Linked DNA regions of Homo sapiens: region 2 is linked to region 1. A link is a loop called in an ENCODE intact Hi-C map of the cell type or tissue named here. Cell type or tissue: PC-3. All regions are shown on one strand. Each heading gives the region's core, and the rest is flanking DNA. Links, peaks and the distances in the headings are about the cores only. Region 1 overlaps CRPPA (CDP-L-ribitol pyrophosphorylase A). Region 2 overlaps CRPPA (CDP-L-ribitol pyrophosphorylase A).

Region 1 (10,450 bases), core at 696-8,695:
TAGAGAATAGTGTTCCATGTAACAGTCTGGGAAGTGATGGTTTAACCTTTCTTCCTAAGAGCAGCTAGAAAAATTAGCTTTTCCACTATTTCTGTAGAATCTGCTGTCTAACTTCCCTCCCTTTCCTTGTCTGTATTCTATTTCTTTCTCTAGTCATTTCTTCCCTCCTTCCCTCTTTGCTCCCCACTGTGGAGTGTGTCACAGTCTTTCTTTCTGGCAACCTTTCTATTGGTTTCTCACTCTGTGCATATTGGTCTCTGCTGCACATACTCTATTTCTGTACCTCCTCCACATACACAGGCACCTACACACTTTATAAAACTCTAATCATGGGTTTCATGAGAACCATAACATCTAGGTATTAATAATCAACCCATATTTCACAAGTGACCCTCTGATTATGTGTCCTAACATTTTATTTTCAGTTCCATAAATGAAGGTGTATGCTTCAATTTATTTCAACATCAATGTTACTGTTTCCAGAAATCTTGTGAATAAGAGCTTAAACATTACCTAATAAATCAAAAAAATAAACCACTAATTCTCTCTAATGTGAAAATAATATATTTCATTTGAGAAAATGACATGGGAGAAAATATGCTAAGTTAAGAGACCAGGTAAATCATTATTCTAATGATAATTAAAAGGTCAAAACAGGCACAAACTTATATTTTAGGAAAAGGTATTCCCAACTAAAGGAAAGAGACATTTAAAATATTTGTATTTAGTACTGAAATATAATTTTAAATAAGCAACAATGGATGTGGCATGTAAAAGTCAATAACGAAGCTTTGTGTATTTGGCTCTTATTTCATGTTGATAATCCTCATCTCAGGAATAAATGAGAATTAAAAACATGCACAAGGCCGGGCACAGTGGATCACACCAGTAATGCCAGCATTTTGGGAGGCTGAGGTGGGCAGATCACCTCAAGAGGTGATCTGAGCCCAAGAGTTCAAGAGCAGCCTGGGCAACAGGATGAACCCTGTCTCCACAAAAAAAAAAAAAAAAAAAATATATATATATATATCTATATAGATATATAGATATACATATATAGATATATAGATATATAGATATACATATATAGATATATAGAGATATATATACAGAAATACAAAATTAGCTGGATATCGTAGTACGTGCCTGTAGTCCCACCTACTTAAGGGGCTGAGGTGTGACAACTGCTTGAGCCTGGGAGGTAGAAGTTGCAGTAAGCCAAGATGATGCCACTGCAATCCAGCCTGAATGACAAAGTGAAATCCTGTCTCAAAAAAATAAATAAGTAAATGACACATGCACAAAGCCAAATATGTGAAAATCAAATAATAAGTTACATTTTACGGGGACTGAATCAGCAGAAATGGCTTAGTAAGCAGTTCCAAAAATTCATTCATAAAAGTCGTGAGAACTTTGGAAAAATGATCAAAATCATTTTTTTTTAAATAAATCTGAAATTAACCTAAAGCATGCAACATCTAGGGGATGTTTATTCAGGTATAAAACACTGAATCCTGGTAATAGTTGAAGTTGTAGCAGTTTAATTAACCTTATAACAAAACCACTTCCTCTCCACCCCCCAACTCTTCTGAATCTGAAGGGAGCCTTGAAAACTGGCATTGTACAATTACAGTAAAACCGGAAGCCTAGTAGCCAATGAAAAAAGCAAAATAAGGTTGGATTTGCTCCAAGTCCCAGTTCCCAGATAACTGCCATATTCGACCTGTCTCAAAGTTCCCTGCAAAATCTATTTCCCAATATATGTTTTTAGTTGATCTGACTCAGTTTCCCACTGCAGCATTTTCTTGGAGGCATTTGCAAAAACAGTCAGTGGTAATTGTTTAACATCACAGTTGCATTAGATGGTGATCACAGTTGAGGCGCACAAGAAGCTACCAAAACACTTAAAAGGAAAATCTGGGGAATGAGATGTTCATGGGAGACTTTGAAAACCTATTCCTGGAAAACTAGAAAATGCCACATACGTGCATTGGGCTGCGCACATGCCCAGGAAAGACCTCAGAAAGCCATATGCTCTCACCTCTGGATGACCACGTGTCTCTGCACATGTACAAAGTGAGGACTAAAGAAGAGTTATCAATAGCACCTCTGAGCTTTAAGGGTGTAACCCTACACATGCATAGAGCCCTTAGGCAAAATATGGGACAGTTATTAGTTCCGGTTATTAAAGGAAATCTGTCTAACCAATGGCTGACCATCAAGCTAATCTAGAAGAGATTTCAGTAATCATATGTAACAAAGAAAACAGACTTTATGGAATTAGCTCAGGAAAGCTGTTAAACAGCAACAACAAAAAATTAACACTAAATCCTAGGGAGAGGAGATCTGATTTTTAAAGTTGTCATATTGTGTTAATGAAAATGTTCGGTTTTTAACAAAAACCCAAGAGGTATGTAAAGCAGCAGAAACATATTGCCAATATAGAGGAGGGAAAAGCAGTCAAGAGAAACTGTCCTGCAGAAACCTAGAATTTTGACTTATTTAAAATAACGTGGGCCAGGTGTGATGGCTCACATCTGTAATCCCAGGGCTTGGGGAGGCCAAGGCAGGTGGGATCACTTGAGGACAGGAGTTACAGACCAACCTGGACAACATAGCAAGAACCTATCTCTACCCAAAAAAAAAAAAAAAAAAAAATTAGCTATGTATGGTGGCATGTGCCTAGTCCTGCCTACTTGAGTGGATCACTTGAGCCTGGAAGTTCAAGGCTACAGTGAATTATGATCATGCCAACCTGAGCAACAGAGACCTTGTCTATCAAAAAAAAAGAATGAGCCTATTTATGGTATTTTTCTAATATGTTCAGTCAACTTAAGGACTTAAAAGTATGAGAAAGTTGCCTTATCAACTAGAAGATGTTAATAAAAAGGTATAAATTATTTGAAAAAGAAGAAAAAGGTATAAGTTCTGGAGTCAAAGTACAATGCAAATGACTAGTCCACTAGATGGGCACAACAGCACGCTTGCTCAGTCAAAAGAAAGAATTGGCACACCTGAAGATATGTTAACTGAGATTATACAAACTGAGGAATAGAAGGACAAAAAAAAAAGATCTCAGATTATCAGTGGATAATAATGAAGCATGCCAAAATAATCATAATGGGAGAACCACCCAGAAGGACAGGACAGAGAAAGGAGCAGAAATAATTTTTGGTAGTAATAACTAAAAACTGCCCAATTTTGATGAAAAAGTGTTAATCTACATATCCAAGAAGCTCAAACTACAAGCAGGATAAATACAATCAGGTCCGCATATAAATGCATAAAAATCAAACCATCAAAAGCCAAAGGAATCAAAAAGGGAATCTTGAAAGTAGTAAGAGCTACTCATCATGCACAACATTCACCAATAAGATTAACAGCTTACTTCTCATCAGAAGTCATGGAGGTCAGAAGGCAGTGGGGGATGATGTTCAAAGAGCTAAAAGATAAAAGACTGTCAACCAAGTATTCTATTCCAGCAAAATAATCCTTCAAATTTGAAGTAGAAATTAAGACATTCCCAGGTAAGCAAAAGCTGAGAATCTGTTGCTAGTCAACCTGTGCTACAAGAAATACCAAACGGAATACTTGAGGCTAAAATGAAAGGACATGAGACAGTAACCTGAATCTACATAAAGAGGACCAGTAAAAGTAAGCACATATACAAATAAGTAAATATAAATGATCATATAAATGTACTTTTGGTTGAACCCTTTTATTGCCCTGATTTATATGACAACTATAGAGAGCAATAATATAAATATTAAAAGGTAAACAGTGTATAAATATGCAATATATGTGACAACACAGCACACAGGAAAGAGAACACAGTATTGCTGAATCTTATATTGTTTAATGAAAAAATGAACTTTTATGCTAAAAATTTTCAGTTAAAAAATATGTAGGATATACAGACATACTGGAGGCTATACTTGACCCTCAAGCTGTTAGTTTGGCAACTCTGCTAAAATGTCACTCTCAGTCCTTTAGAGTTTTTGAAGAGGTACAATTATCTTTTTATACATGGAAATTGACTCTATAAAAGTATAGAAATCTGCTGCTACAACTAGAACATTTGTTCAGGTTTTATCCTCCAGAGTCCAAATGATTTCCTTTAATTCTTTGCCTCATTAAGTTATAAAAGCTTTTGTTTACTCATTGCTGAATTCACTTATAAAAACATTATTTCTCAAAGTCTCGTTGTAGACGTAAGTGTTCTAAGGTGTTATTTAGTAAACGCCTGTAATAAACTGATACACCAAAATCAGACACACTGGAAAAGATAATTTTATCTCAAATATAAAACTGTTTTCATAATTTCTCCAAATGTTTCCTTCTTATAAGAACAAAATAATTACTGAGTGGCTATTATGTGCCAGGTGCCATTGCTCAGCCCTGAGGATGACACAGTGAACAAGATAAAGTCCCTGCCTTTGTGGACTGCATATTTAAAAAGGATAAAGGTAACAGACAAGTAAAAACAAACTAGATAATTACAAATAGAAATAAGTACTATGACGGAAGTAAAAGAATATTAGAAAAGAAATAAGAGGAATAACAACAAAGGCTCCATAAGAAGTTTATATTTAAGCTGTGATCTAAAGGGTTGAAATTAAGCCAGAGGATAAGGAAAAGAGCTGTGTCAGTTGAGAAAAAGATGCGGTCAGTCAGGCTTGTAATGTGCTAAAACCACAAGAATGTTACAGGTTCAGCACCCATTCTGTTCATGCAAGAAAGTTCATAGCAAGAGAAAAAAAAATGATAAGAAAAGCTAAGATAATTAGCAGAGGCAATAGCTAGTGTTTGTTGACTACTGCAGCAGGCTGAATTATTTGTCATAATTTTTTTATTTCTCTGTGGTAGAATAATGTACTCACACCCTTGTCTTGTCTCATAGATGTGAAGTATACCAGCTTACTGTACTAATGTTTGGCTTTGTCACAAGGCTTACTTGGCCCAAAGGAATGTGAATGGAAGTGGCAGTGTGCACATTCCATGCCTAGTCCTCATGAAAAACCACATATGTTGAATTAATCTCTTGCACCTCCACTACTATAAAAACCTCACCAACGTAGCTACCTCCCTTTCAGCATAGGATCCAGGAGAAACAGTCCTGTGTATAACCCTCAGTAAAGGGCCAAGCACAGCCAGATCTGCAGCTATAAGCAAAGCCACCCAGTCAACTCCACCCTAGATCAACAAACACCAAGTCAACCCACAGACAAGTGATTAAGAATTACTGTTTTATGCCATGGAGTTTTGAGAATATTTGTCCATAATAACTAATAAATACTTCCAATATCAGGCATAATACTAGATGCTTTACATAGGTTAGCTCATCCAAACTTTCCACCAAACTCATAAGGTAGATATGACTTTCAGCCCCATTTATCAGACAAGGAAACTAAGATTGACACCTTAAATAGACTCCTGACAGTTATATAACAAGCAGGAAAACCAAAAAGCCCAACCAGTCTAGTTTCAGAGTTCTATGACTCTATTACTGTGATATTCCCCTTTTTCCTAAGTGACTAAAGTCTTATTGCATTATCAAAACATTAGTATCAGTAAGTATATCTTTGTCCTATTTCAAGTCTACCACTTACAGAGTGAATAAAAAATAAACCAAGGACTTGTGTTATCAGTTGTTCCTGCCTCAGTCAAGATCCACTTTACCCAGGTGCAAACTGAATAGAGTTCTACCATGTTTTGATGCCACTTTAAATAATGCCACTATTTTATCGTTCAGAAAATATAGTCAAGAAGCAGTCAGGGATAGGAGAATTAGCAATATGGCAGAACAGGAGGCTCCAGATTCCCCCTTCACCCATAGACCCAGTGAATAGACATCTACTCACAGATGAATTCCCTTACATAAAGTCAGACATTAGTCAAGTCTCCTACCCAATAAGGCAACTGAGAAAACATCCACACTGGATGGGCAGAAAAAGCTGAGGCACACTCAGGCACAGATTCTTCCATAGGCACTGTACCATAAAATTGAAAGAATTCCCAGCACCCAGCTTCTCCCTGTGGAAAAGAGGGTTTGAACCACATATAGCACCCTAACCTAAGTTTCCTTATGGCTAGGCTCTTAATTCACCAATGCAGGGAGTGAAGAGGATTAAAGACTCTCCAGACCACAGGAAAAAAAATGGTGGTTTTCTACAGGCACAAAAGCACTTCCAGGGGCCTCATCCTCTGAGAGCAGTGCAGAGAAGGGACTATAAATAGCTCCCCATTTCTCTCTGGAAGGAGATTTACGACACATTCTTCCAGTGGCTACTTGGCACAACCCAGCTTCTAAGTAGCTTGTATCAAGGAGATAAAGGGTCAGCTAGATAATACCTTGCTGGCAACCTGAGCAGCAGATCAGCACTTCCCAAGCCTTCTTCCTCAGCTCACTCCAGCTATTAACTCCAAGTCTATTAATTTATCCTGAAAAGAATTTGTCTGTCCATTGAATGCTCAACTTTTACTGCTTCCACTTCAGAAATTGCATCCTAAACTTCTTAACTCTTCAAGAGGAGAGCACACATAAGCAAGTCTCTCTAGACTACAGAAAAAAGCAGCAATTTTATACGAGCAAACAAGCATGTCCAGGGGCTTAATCCCCTGAGAGTAGAGAAAGGGCTCAAAAACTGCTGCTCCCTATTTCACCCTGGAAGAGGTTTACACACACATTCTGTGCCTAATTTTTCACAGCTGCCGCCCTGAGGTAATGCATCCTATAAATCTAGCTCTGGAAGCAGAAGGGACTAGGTATATGAGCGTCTCCTGAAGAGGACCAAACCAAGAGGTAGTCTTAGACATGAAAATATAAGGGCTACGCCCTTTGGGAACAGTGCAGAAAAAAACTCTCATTTTCTCTGGAAGGTGGTTGCTGCACACTCTTTCATTGGTTAATTAGTGGTCTGGCTTCTAGTCCACTTGCATCTGGGAGCTAACAAAGAAGACAAACAGTAGCCTCTCAGCAGCCTGAGCCAGGGCACTGCACATTTCCTAAAGCCTTTCCTCTGGTTCACCCCAGTGATTACTTCAGGTCTACCCACTCTTCTTAGAGTTTATCCATGCACCAAGTGCCACACTTCTAGAGCTAGCTCCCACCCAAGGGACTGTCTCCTTAACAACCTACCTCTGGAAGTCAATGGGGCTTTGTATTCCTGAATAGTCCTAGACCACAGAGGACAAAGAGGTGGACATATAACAGGACCCCTTCCAGCAGCTATCTCCCTAGTATCAGAGGGTGCAGCTTGAATGTGAGTACAATATTTGTAACATATCCTCTCCCTAATTTGATGCAGAGAATGGGAGATAAATATGCATGCTTAGCTTCATCATGAAAATAGAAGAAACTAGAAGACCATCCAACACCTAAACCTTTTCAGCTACATCTAGAGGGTCTTGGCTTCTACCTTCCAGGTATCAGAGTACTGCCAGGATGTGGCACATCCCAACCTCCTAAAGGTCCACAAAAAACAGACAGCAGTCTGCATAAACATGAGACTGAGAGGTACCTTAAAATCCTTGGTCAGATGAATTAGAAATCCTCTCACTATATGAAATTAGTCTGACAAGACAGGCAGATGTTTTACCTAATATGCAGAAAACAACAGTGTCAAAGAAAATGAAAAAGCAGAAATATACGTTCCAAATAACAGAACAAGATAAATGTCTAGGAAATGACCTGAGTGAAGTGAAGATATGTGATTTACCTGACAGGGAATTTAGAACAATGGTCATAAACATGCTCACCAAGGTGAGAAAAGCAATGCAAAAACTGATAATTTCAGTAATAAAAGATAAAGTACAAAAACAGGTCAAACAGAAATTAAAGGTGAAGAAAATAACTGAAAACGTCAATGGAATCAGCAGCAGACTAGATCGAGCAGAAGAAACTCAAAGTGAACTCAAAGATCACCAGAAATCACACAACCTAAGGAGCAAAAGGAAAAGAGAATGAGAAAGAGTACGGATTACTTATGAGATTTATGGGACACCATCAAGTGGAAGAACGTATGCATTATCCACATGCCAGAAGAGAAAACAGAAGAAACATAAAACATATTGAAAAAAAATAATAACAAACTTCCCAAGGCTGGAAAAGGAGATAGAAATCCAGATCTAGGAAATCCAAGAGACACTAAATAAGATGAATCCAAAGAGACCATATCAAGAAATATCAGAATCAGATGGCCAAAAGTTAAAGACAGAATCTTGAAAGCAGCAAGGGAAACCCAAGTTGTTAGAGACATGTGAGCCCCCATAAAATGATCAGTGGATTTTTTTCTGCAGAAACTTTTCAGGACAGGAGGGAATTAAACGATATTTTCAAGAACTTAAAAAAAAAAATGTCAACCAAGAATAGAATACCCAGGAAGCCTATCTTTCAAAAATGAAGAGGTAATAAAGACATTGTCATACAAAAGCTGAAAAAGTTGATCACCAGTAGACCTACCTTATAAAAAATGCTAAAGGGAGTTCCTCAGCTTAGGGAAGATGACAATAATTGGTAACATGAAAACATATGACTACATAAAACTCACTGGTAGAAGTACATTGTCAAATCCAAAACACTAATACGGTAATGGCAATAAGTCAGTTATATCTGTAGTACAAATGTTAAAAAACAAAACTATTCAAAGCACCTAAAGCTGGAATAATTTCTTAAGGACTACAAATATTAAAAAATATAAATTTTGACATCAAAAACATAAAACATAAAAGGGAACTAAAAGTGTAGTTTGGGTATGCAATCAAAATTATCAACTTAAAATAGCCTGTTATAAGATGCTTTATGTAAGCCTCAAGGTAACAACAAAAGCCTATCATAGATATACAAATGATTTTTTAAAAAGTGATCCAAAGCATACTACTACAGAAAACCATCAAACCACAAATGAAGCAAGCAAGAGAGAAAGGAACCAAGGACCTGTAAAACAACCAAAAACCAATTGACAGAATGGCACTAGTAAGTCCTTACCTATCAATAATTACTTTGAAGCTAAATGCACTGAATGATCTAATCACAAGGCGTAGAGTGTGGCTTAATGGATAAAAGATCCAACTATATGCTATGAGAGACTCATTTCATCTTAAAGAACACTCAGACTGAAAGTGAAGGGATGAAAAAATACATTCCATGCAAATGGAAACCAAAAGAGAACAAGAATAGCTGTACTATTTTCAGAAAACAGACATTAGGCCAAAAACTGTAAAAACAGACAAAGACGACAATTACATAGTGATAAAGGGGACAATTCATCAAAAAGGATATAACAATTTTAAATATATAGGCACCCAATATCAGAGCATCTAAATATATAAAGCAAACACTAAGAGATATGAAAGGAAATGAATTGTAACACAGTAACAGATTTCAATACCAGAAATCTGGTATTTAATAAATGGTACTGGGAAAACCGGCTACCCATATGCTGAAAAACTGAAACTTAAGCCCTTCTTTAAACCTTACACAAAAATTAACTCAAGATGGATTAAAGATTTAAACCTAGGTCCTCAAACCATAAAAACCCTAGAGGAAAACCTAGGTAATACCATTCAGGACATACGCATGGGCAAAGACTTCATGACTAAAACACCAAAAGCAATGGCAACAAAAGCCAGACTTCACAAATGGGATCTAATTAAACTAAAGAGCTTCTGCACAGCAAAAGAAATTATCATCAGAGTGAACAGGCAACCTACAGAATGGGAGAACATATTTACAATCTATCCATCTGACAAAGGTCAAATATCCAGAATATACAAGGAACTTAAGCAAATTTACATGAAAAAAAAACAAACAAACAACCCCATCAAACAGTGGGTAAGGATATGAACAGACACTTCTCAAAAGACGACATTTATGCGGCCAAACATATGAAAAAAAGCTCATCATCACTGGTCATTAGAGAAATACAAATCAAAACCACAATGAGATACCATCTCATGCCAGTTAGAATGGCGATCATTAAAAAGTCAGGAAACAACAGATGCTGGAGAGGATGTGGAGAAAGAAGAAAGCTTTTACATTGTTGGAGGGTGTGTAAATTAGTTCAACCATTGTGGAAGACAGTGTGGCAACTCCTCAAGAATCTAGAACCAGAAATACCATTTGACCCAACAATCCCATTACTGGATATACACTCAAAGGATTACAAATCATTCTACAATAAAGACACATGCATACGTATGTTTATTGCAGCACTATTTACAATAGCAGAGACTTGGAACCAACCCAAATGCCCATCAATGATAGACTGGATAAAGAAAATGTGGCACATATACACCATGGAATACTATGAAGCCATAAAAAAGGATGAGTTCATGTCCTTTGCAGGGACATGAATGAAACTGGAAACCATCATTCTCAGCAAACTGACACAGGAATAGAAAACCAAACACCACATGTTCTCAATCATAAGTGGGAGTTGAACAATGAGAA
Region 2 (10,450 bases), core at 1,818-9,817, 57 kb after region 1:
GACAACTGACACGTAATGGACACGTGACTGACACGTGTAACGTGTGATGTAACAGACGTGACACGTGACATGTGACTCATAGTTGACATAACAGAAACATGACTGACACATAACATGTGAACATGTGACATGATCAACACAACATGTGATTGACGAAATGTGATGTGACCAATTTGACTGACATATGAGACGTGACAGATTACTGACGTGTGACACGTGACACGTGACCAACACGTGTGTGACACGTGACACATGACTGACATGTGACTAAGACGTCACCGACAAACACGTGACTGACACGTGATACATGATTGACATGCGACCAACGTTTGAGACATGTGACTGACGCGAATGACACGATTGGCACGTGATTGGCACGTGACCAACACGTCACTGACATGATTGGCACGTGTTTAACATGTGACTGACGTGATCCACAAAGGATCAACACGTAATCATCACGTGATCAACACGTGTGTAACACGTGACCAACGTGTGACCAAAGCATGTTTGACGTGACCAACACAACTGGCAGGTGATTGACACGTGATTGACACGTTTGACATGTGACTTACATGCCATTGACCTTACCACCTAACCAACATGTGACTGATGTGATTGACACATGATCAACACGTAATCAACATGTGTCACAGCTGATCGAAATGACCAGGGCATGATTGACACGTGAACAATAACATTATTGACATGACTGACAGGTGATTGACATTATTCGCACTTGACTGACACATGACATGTGAATGACACAATTGACACATGATCGGCCTGTTGCCAACATGACACGTGATCAAGACATGATCTACATGTAATAACGTGACTGACACGTGACCAACACGTGACTCACACGTGACCAGTGCATGATTGACAAGACAAACACGTGACTGACAGGTAATTCACGTGATAAACACATGATCAATACGTTATCAACACGTGTGACATGTGACAGAGGCAAGACCAGGGCATGATTGACATGTGACTGACACGTGACCAACATAAGTGATTCACACATGATTGACGTGACCGAGGTTTGTGACACGTGACTCACGTGTGCGATTGACATGATTGGCACATGACCTATATCATTGGCACGTGATTGGCATAGGTCCAAAATGTGACAAATGATCGACATAAGTGACACGTGATCGTCAAGTGATCGACACGTGTGGCACGTGACTGACGTTGCTACAGCATGATTGACACATCACCAACATGACTGACACGTGACAAACATCACTGAAACATGGACAGCTTTGTGACACGTGACATGTGACTGACACGATTGGCATCTAATCAACACGTGGGTGACACGTGACCAACACTTAACCAATGCCTGACATGTGACAAACACGTGATACGTGACTGACACTTGACTGACACGTGATTAACATGATTGAAACGTGACCAATACGTTTGACACGTGACTGACGCGATTTACGTAACTGGCATGTGTCCAACACGTGACTCACACGTGATCAGCACATGTCCAACAAGTGACTGACACATGATCGAGTCGTTACTGACACGTGATCATCACGTAATCAACACGTGACACCTGACCAGCCCATGGCCGGAATGTGATTGACACTTGACTGACACAATTGACATGTGACCAACACGTTTAGGACAGGTGACAAGCGATTCACAATTGGTGCATGACCAACACGTGACTGACACATGATAGACGTGATCGTCATTTTGGGTCAGCACGTGACATTTCACCAATGTGTGACCAAAGCATGATTGACACATGAACACGTGACATGACACGATTCACACGACTGACATGACCAACACATTTGTGACACTAGACACGTGATTGACAGGATTGAATCGCACAGGTCCAACATGTGACTGACACGATACACATACGATTGACGTGTGATCAACACGTGTGACACGTGACCAACACGTGACCAGAGTGTGATTGACACATGACTGACATGATTGACGTGACACATTTGTGACACGATTGAAGTGATTGGCATGTGACACCTTTGTGACATGTGACAAGTGACAAGATTGGCACATGTCCAACATGTGACTGATACGAGATTGACAAGACGTTTGATCAACACATGTGACTCGTGACCAACGTGACCAGAGCATGATTGACACGTGACTGACACGAGATTGACATGAATGACATGACACGTTTGTGACATGTGACAAGCGACTTACACGATTGGCATGTGTCCAACACGTGACTGACCCGATCGACACATGATCGACATGTAATCAACGTGTGACACGTGGCCGACGCATGACCAGTGACACGTGAGCAACACGTGACCAACATGACTGACATGACTGACATATGATTGACATGTAACTGACACGTTTCTCACAAGTGACAAGTGGCTGACATGCTTGGCACGTGACCAACACGTGACTGACACTTGATCGTCACGTGATCAGCACGTGTGGCACATGACAGACACCTGATTGACACATGACTAACACGTGACATTGACTCATGATCGTTATGTGATCAACACGTGTGTGACAGGCGTGTTATGTGACCATATGTGACACGTGACTGACATGGCTTACATGTGACACGATTGACACGTGACTGACGCATTTGACATGTGACTGACTCGCGAATGACATGATTAGTACGTGACGAATACACAACACGTGATTGGCACGTGATCGGCAACGTGTATGACATGACTGTCACGTGACTGGAGTGTGATACATGACCAACACGTGACCAACATGGTTGACACGTGATTGACATGATTGACGTGATGACACGTTTGTGACGTGACTGACACGATTGAAACATGGTTGGCATGTGTCCAACACGTGGCTGACACAAGATCTACACATGATCAACACGTGATTGTCACGTGATTACCTGTGTGACATGACCAATGAGACACGGAACATGATTGACACTTGACCAACACCTGATAGACACGTGATTGACATGATTGACACATGACCAACACGTTTGTGACACACTGACCTGGTTGACAGGCCTGGCACATGACTAACAGGTGACTGACATATGATCGACTTGTGATCAACACTTGTGTGACACATGACCGACACCTGATTGACCCATGACCAACATGTATAACACCCGAACGACACGACTGGCACATGATTGACACTACTGACACGTCGACACGATCGACACTTGACTGACACATTTGTGACACACAATTGACACGATTGGCATGTGATCAACACAACCGACATGATGTGATCGAGTCATTTTTGACACGTGACTGACACGTGTCCATAACCAACTTGTGAGATACATAACCAACTCGTGTATGACACGTTACACGTTTGTGACACGTGACCAACACCTGTGACGTGGCACATGACCAATATGTGTGATGGAAGACGTGGACACATGCCCAACATATGCCCAACACATGCCTGACACGTGTGTGACATTTATAAAAGTTATACCTTTGTAATTACAGTTTTAATTACAAAGGATACAACTGCTAAATGAAGAGACACAGGGTGAGGTCTGGGGGAATCCTAAAGCTTTTATGCCTTGTCTCCATGGAATCAGGGTACACCACCCTCCCAGCACAGCCCTGTGTTCAATAACCAGGTAGCTCTCCTGGACCAGGGTCCAGAGTTTGAGGTTTCATGATAGAGGCATGACTAATTCAATCACTGGCCACCTGCTTGAACTCAATCTTCAGCCCCTTTCCTGTCCCCAGAGGCTGAGCTGGTTCAAAGCCTCTAATCACATTACTTCATCTTTCTGGTGACCAGCCCACTTCCTAAATCATGTTTTCTCATTAGCATAAGCTCAGGTATAATCCAAGGAGCTCATAAATAACAGACTCTCCTGTTACTTCAGCAATCCCAAAGATTTAGAGTCTTCCTCCCAGGAACCTGGAATAAAGAGCAAATTCTTTATTATTCAACAGACTGAAATGCACTTTTAATATGGGAATTAGGTAGTCACAGGTGATTTTGGAAAGAATGGTCAGAGGAAAAATTAGCCAGACTGCTATGATTTATAACATAAATTAGGGGTATGCAAGGTGAGAAGTGTGTAAGAAGTTGATCACCAACAAGAGCATAAAATGACTAGAGGTGCTGGAGTACAAAGCTGAGGTAAGAAGGATATACCAGTAACTTAGAAAATGCCTTCTTCCACCAGGAGCAATACTTAGGAGGTTGCTTTGTTGATGCAGTCTCATTTGAGTCATCCTATTGTTAGTGTTCTTAGAGTCAATGTAATATTTAACGTGTTGGTCCTTCTTAAAATTATTCTCACTTACCTTTGATTTCTCCACATTCCAACTTACTTTACTCTTTCCAACATTTCCCTTATAACAAAGTCCTCATTGCCACTTCTTTATCTGACTTAATTACGCAGAAATATACAAGTCCTTCTGACTTAGAAAAGATTACGGACCTCTAATTTTGGTAATATGGTAGACTGGGTATCTTGAAACACCTCTTTCATTAAAAAAATATATATATAGGAGAGAATTTTACAAACAGCCTTTTAAGAGTATGTCTGGACTCAAACAATCACCTAAGAGTAAAACAACCTGATAGTTAGCAATCAGAGAAATAAGATGGCAGAGATGCTTTCAGTTAACAAGAGGCTTTAGTTTTAACAGATGAGGAAGAATGAGGACTAAGACCTTGAGCGTGTGCTACTTGATTAGAACTGTAATTTCCACACTAAGACCCATAAAAGGGAAAGTCCCTCATTTAAAAGGTAGCTGGGGCAGGGGAGGAGAGACACTCACAAGTGAAGGAAAACAGCAAGCAAAATTATCTTGGCTTGGGATCTTGAAGGGCAGGGACAGTTTTCCCTGAGAAGTTACAACAGTAAGCTTGGTTTCATGTGAGTTTGGAGTTTCATTTAACATTACCACAGAATCTATAAAACTTCAAGCCAAGAATTAATGTAAAGTTGTTCCAAGTTAGTAAAGCCCCTGGGATTTCTGGCAGAAGGAACAAAAATCCTTGCCTCAGAAACACACCCTTATCCCATGTTTACAGAAATCCTGATGATAAAGTCTTGCCAAACATGGGCTTACAATCCAAATTATAAAACAAAGGAGGAAACAAATTATGAACAAAAGTAAACAGAAATGAAGAGTTAGTGAATTAAACGACCAAGAAGTACTATTGGCTATAGTGTATAAAGTATTATGTTCAGAGCTTAAAAGGCAATAGAAGATAAAAAACAGAAAGGAGATTAATCGTACATGATAAGGGACAAAATGGGACTCCAAATAATTTTTAAATGTTTGTTTTAAAAGTCCTTAAACAGGATATTAGACAGAGCTAAAAAAAAAAAAATGAGAAATTGGAAACAAGTTACCTAGGATGCAGCATACAAAAACAGCAATATGAAAGAGAACTTAGGACACATGAGGACTGGATAAGAGTGTATCATATATACAGTATACATAAGGTAAGGGGAAAAGAGTTGTCAGGACCAGAAATGGGCAGAATCAATATTCAAATTAGATAATTATTCAGATTTTTCTAGAATAAAAATATGAATCAATGTTCATAAAGGACAATAAATCCAAAGCAAGGGAAAAAGTCTATACAGACACATCACAGAGACTAAACAACACATAGGAAAAATAAATTATCTAAGCATTCAGAGAGAAAAGGCAAATTACTTTCAAAGGATTACAATTAGGTTGGTTAGACTTCCCAAAAGCAATATTAAAGCCAGGAGACAGTGACATAACCTAATTTCAAAATAGTGAGGGGGGGAAAAAAACAGTTGTAGACTTAGAATTTTATACCCAGAAAAACTATCATCATTAAAGTAAGACAGAAATAACCCTGATGGAATTTTGCTCCCGAACTTATGGAAGCCATCTTGCCTCCCTGTAGGGCCTGACAATGTAATACAGGCAAAAAGAAAAACTGGGTCCTTGTGATGCTTTTGAGCTCTACAACCTTAATGCCAGCCTTAATCGTGGATATCTGAGTCTCTTGAGGCATTCTCTTTACCAGTTTAAGTTTTTTTAATTAAGCAAAATGGAAAGTCAGTTAAAATAGAGTTATTGTTAGCATACATAACCCACCCCTCCCCCTAAAGATAATCACAGTGTAGCTTGTTCAGAAAATGTGTGTGAAGGGGACCTTTAGGTAGAACCTGAAAATTAATACCTAGGAAGAAAAAATAATCAGTTAAGGAGTCTGTAGAAAACTATCTAAGACAACAAAAGGCAATGAGTTAAAAGCAGGCCTGGAAAACAGTCTGAACGGTGTGTGACTGCATTTATGTTTTTATGATAGTAAGTCAGTACAGTGAGAGAACTGGCAGGACATAGTGCCTGGAGTTAACTGAGAATACTGGGACACTATCCTAATTGTTTTAAGAAAATCTAAAACAAACCAAAAAGGTTACAGGATGTCTGCAATGGACAACTACATGACTAAGAGCAGACTCTTCCAGATTAGCTGAATCTAGCCTTGAGCTGCTCTTTTACAGCTTTCAAAGTTGTAGATAACCAATAGCAATGCAAAACAATTCTTGCCTATAAACATGCAAATGAATTTTGTCTATTGGAGTTTCAACTGACTCCACCATAAAAAAGCCAGTTTTCTGTTTTAATTCACTTCAACATACCTTTTTACTTTGTATAAATAAGTGCTTTTCTGGATTCAACTTTGAACCAGTTGTAACATCTGTCTGGTTCTCTCATTAATAAACTTGAAAAAATTCTTAAACATGGATGTATATAAAACTCATGATTTTACCCTTTATGTTTTAACACCAACAAAAACAAGGCAATATTTCTAAAAGAAACTGTATTTCTGAGGTTTCCTTAAACAAGTTGTAAAGTTTTGTTCTGAACCAGCTTCTTAATCTAATCAGAAAATTACAGATTTCACTGAAATATACTTTGTTTCATTTAAGATGCATTATGTGATTAAATCTTACAAATTATATTCTAAGAAACAATCTAATAGGAACTCCCTCAAATCTGCAAAAAGTAACTGCTATGTATTTTAATATGTTCTATTAAATCACATGTAAGACAATGATATACTTAGCATATTAATTGGAGCAAGATAAAAGACTTCTTTTGCCTTTTACAACATACTCTCAGAAGACTCACTTTATGGACAATATCTCAGAAATACTTTCTGCTTATTACTCAACAACAACAAAAAAAATTGCAAATGTGTGCAATTGTTATAGTGAGCTTAAGTGAATTTTCCAAAAGGTAACACAGGCAAAAAAAAAAAAAAAATTGTGTATAATATGCGTTGCAATGAATGCCCATCTACCAAATTGTATTGTCATCCCTAAGAACTCTTCCAAATGTGCAAAATTTACTCAAATTCTTAAGTTGTAAATCCTCTGCTTCTTTATGCCTTCTCACCACCCTTGCAACTGATTACCTTGCCTCTACCACAATTGAGCTGTCTGGAGAAGAGGAAGGAGTCAAGGGGGAAGCACAAGATCCAGGGGAAAGTTTTGTGGTCATTAATGGTTCCTGGACCACAAGTTTCACTACCTTAAATACCATTTATCCTTTTGTTTAAAGGCAAATCAAAATATTTCATTTGGTCTATGAAATTCTTACACAGTTTTAAATTTAAAGTGAAATTCATGTTGCAGAAGGAAGAGATGAAGTTAGGGAAAATTTCCTACGGCAATTCAAATACACATGGGTTATTGAAGTTATAGACTGTCTTTCCTAAATAGGTTTTAAAGGGGAAAAAAAAAAAAGCTTCTGGGCACCCAGATGGCTAGGAAGGCTTGCTTCCTGTTGGCCTATAATCTTAGAGGAAACTATTACATAGATGTTATAATTCATCTTAAAATAATACCCTTTAAGCACTTATTATTAATACCCTTTAAGCACTTAGTATTCTAATAGCTAACATAATTTCCAATCCTAAAATGACCTTACAAGTATTATTTTTTATATTTTCACAGGTAGGGAAAATGGACTCAGAAAGTTAAAAACACGACATCACTAGTAAATAAAAAGACAGATTTGGACCTAGGTCTGTCCAACTTCATAGCCTATTTCTATTATATAATACCATCGCTTGGCAATAAATTTCACTAAGTCTCCAATTTAGACTGCAAAAAAGTTTAGTATCTATTACCATATTTATATAATTTTACTTGGTAATAGAAGGAAAAAAATAAACATGCTCCAAAGATTACAATAGGTCTTTTGCTATCCTGTGTTTATTTTGGTGAAGCAAATGGAAACAATTGTCATCTCAAGATGATTTACTTTAAGGTCTATGAAAATCTTATATAGTATATACTAGAAAACAAACCACTTCGAAACTAACACAAAATTGAGTACAATGGACCATATTATACATATCCTTTACTTCTGAGAGATTTCTCTGGCATTTTTAATATAACTGCCTTTTAATTTTCATTAAAGTTTCATTTATATCTATACTGTAATAACATTAATACATTCTTCTCCAAATACCTCATATCACATTATGGTAGATGACTATAGCAAAAGATATGTTCCAGAACAGTCTCAATCTATAAAGTTACTACAACAAATCACCATAACATCTTTAGGTCATCATGCACATTTTAAATAATTTGACATTTAAACAGAATTGAATCAAAATTCAGCAAATGAACCACACTACAGTGCTTGTCCCTTCTATCTAGACTCAAGAAAAAAGACTTACCCCGTGTTCCTTAGCAGCTGTGACAACTTTAAGAAGGACACCTTCCTCAACAAATGGTCTCACAGCATCATGGATAATCACTACTTCTGGCTTAGAGAGTTTAGAGTTGATCTGATCTTCTGCCAGTGCTTTTAGTCCATTGAAAATTGACCTGTGGCGGGTCACTCCAGCTTCGACCAGTGAGATGCGTTTATGCTGATACTTCTGAATAATACTTTTCATTACTTCCATGTTCTCTCCAGTTACTGCCACAACAATGTCCTTTATCCAACATACTCTAAAAGGAAAGTATATGTACAATTCGTAAATTAATTCTTAGACAACTAAAGTGAGTAACAGAAAATTGAATCACTAGTATTGGTATATTTAAATAGGGAGATTAAAAACTGCAAGTTAATAAAACAGTTTTATGCATTCTCGTTAGGTCCAGTAAAGAGGCTGATGAAAAAGAATCAGTGAGCATTTAACACTATAGCTCTAGATAGTGTTTCATATTACATAGAATATCTTACATGATATAGTAAATGTACATAGTATATAGTACTACCAGATGTCATTTTTTACTTAAATTTGAATAATTAGAATATAGATTGTATGAAAAAATAGTCTATAGTTGGGATATGCTTTTAAATTTTTCCAAATACTTTTCCCTTCAATGAGACAATTGAAAGCACTTTTGAGATCTAAAAGTTGACTGTCTCTTTCAAGAATTCCACCAAGTTGGCAGCCAACCACTTGAATACCAACAAAGCTGGAAAACTTAGCTAACACAAGCCTTGCTAAATACGTACCTTAAATGGGAGAAACCGTTATAATTAATATTGTAGCAATAAGGTTTAAGTAAAGTGGAAAAGCTTACAATTCATGAAATAGGATTGTTCTATTGAGTCATATACAAAGCATAAAGCAATGTTTCTCTTGTAAAACATTTTCAAGACAGAGTCTCACTCTGTGCCCCATGCTGGAATACAGTGGCACCATCTCAGTTCACTGCAACCTCTGCCTCCTGGGTTCAAACGATTCTCGTGCCTCAGCCTTCCAAGTAGCTGGGATTACAGACACCCGCCACCATGCCCAGCTAGTGTTTGTATTTTTTTAGTAGAGATAGGGTTTCATGATGTTGCCCAGGCTAGTCTTCAACTCCTGACCTCAGGTGACCCACCCACCTCAGCCTCCCAAAGTGTTGGGATTATAGGCATGAGCCACCAAGCCCAGCCTGTAAAACATTTTCTTGAGGGACCTACTGACATACTAGACTGCAAGTAGTCCACATTAGTGAGTTGCTGCTGCATTAGAGTCTGGCAGACTTGTCTGGAACACCACTGCTAATGGAGGCAAGCATCACTGTAGAGTCAATATACCACAGCCCAAAAGCCCAAACCAAGACAACGGTCTCTGACCCATGATACGAATTCTGAACAAAGACTTAATTTTTAATTCTTAGCCTATGAGATCCTATACTTTCATGCTAAAACAGTTAAGTCTTTAGAATATTTTTAAAGATATGGAAGGGCCTGAAAATTACTGCATAAAGATTACCTTTACTGAAAAATGAAGTTAACATTGGGTTGCCTCACCCAGTAATGTCTCCTACCTCTTGTTATCGAACAGACCCTTTCCACAACCAAAAACCCCATTCTGCCTGTAGCTAAAAGAAGACTACACTGATGAACAAAACCAAGAGCTACTTTATAGGTGATACTGCCTTTTCATTTTAAGCCCATTTCTTTAATATTTATTGAGCACTGAGACATTATCAGCATCGGCCGGGCATGGTGGCTCA

What was found. Peaks named below come from ENCODE experiments on the same cell type or tissue, not always from the same donor. Only the 100,000 strongest peaks of a DNase experiment are listed, where the experiment ranks them.
Region 2: it touches region 1 in a loop (6-fold over the local background); 2 of 110 quality-filtered maps call a loop at or near these places.

Annotation. Positions count from the first base shown.
Region 1 is chr7:16,341,769-16,352,218 of GRCh38, forward strand. All of the region lies in intron 3 of CRPPA (CDP-L-ribitol pyrophosphorylase A), which reads right to left. Among named protein-coding and RNA genes, the nearest start is that of CRPPA, 75 kb to the right of the region's middle. In PC-3, for the core only: no CTCF peak of the experiment used is centred there; a DNase peak (open chromatin) is centred at 5,013; H3K27ac peaks cover 1,686 bases.
Region 2 is chr7:16,397,394-16,407,843 of GRCh38, forward strand. It overlaps CRPPA (CDP-L-ribitol pyrophosphorylase A), which reads right to left. Exons shown (of 10, transcript NM_001101426.4): 2 at 8,668-8,944. Among named protein-coding and RNA genes, the nearest start is that of CRPPA, 19 kb to the right of the region's middle. In PC-3, for the core only: no CTCF peak of the experiment used is centred there; no DNase peak of the experiment used is centred there; H3K27ac peaks cover 1,431 bases.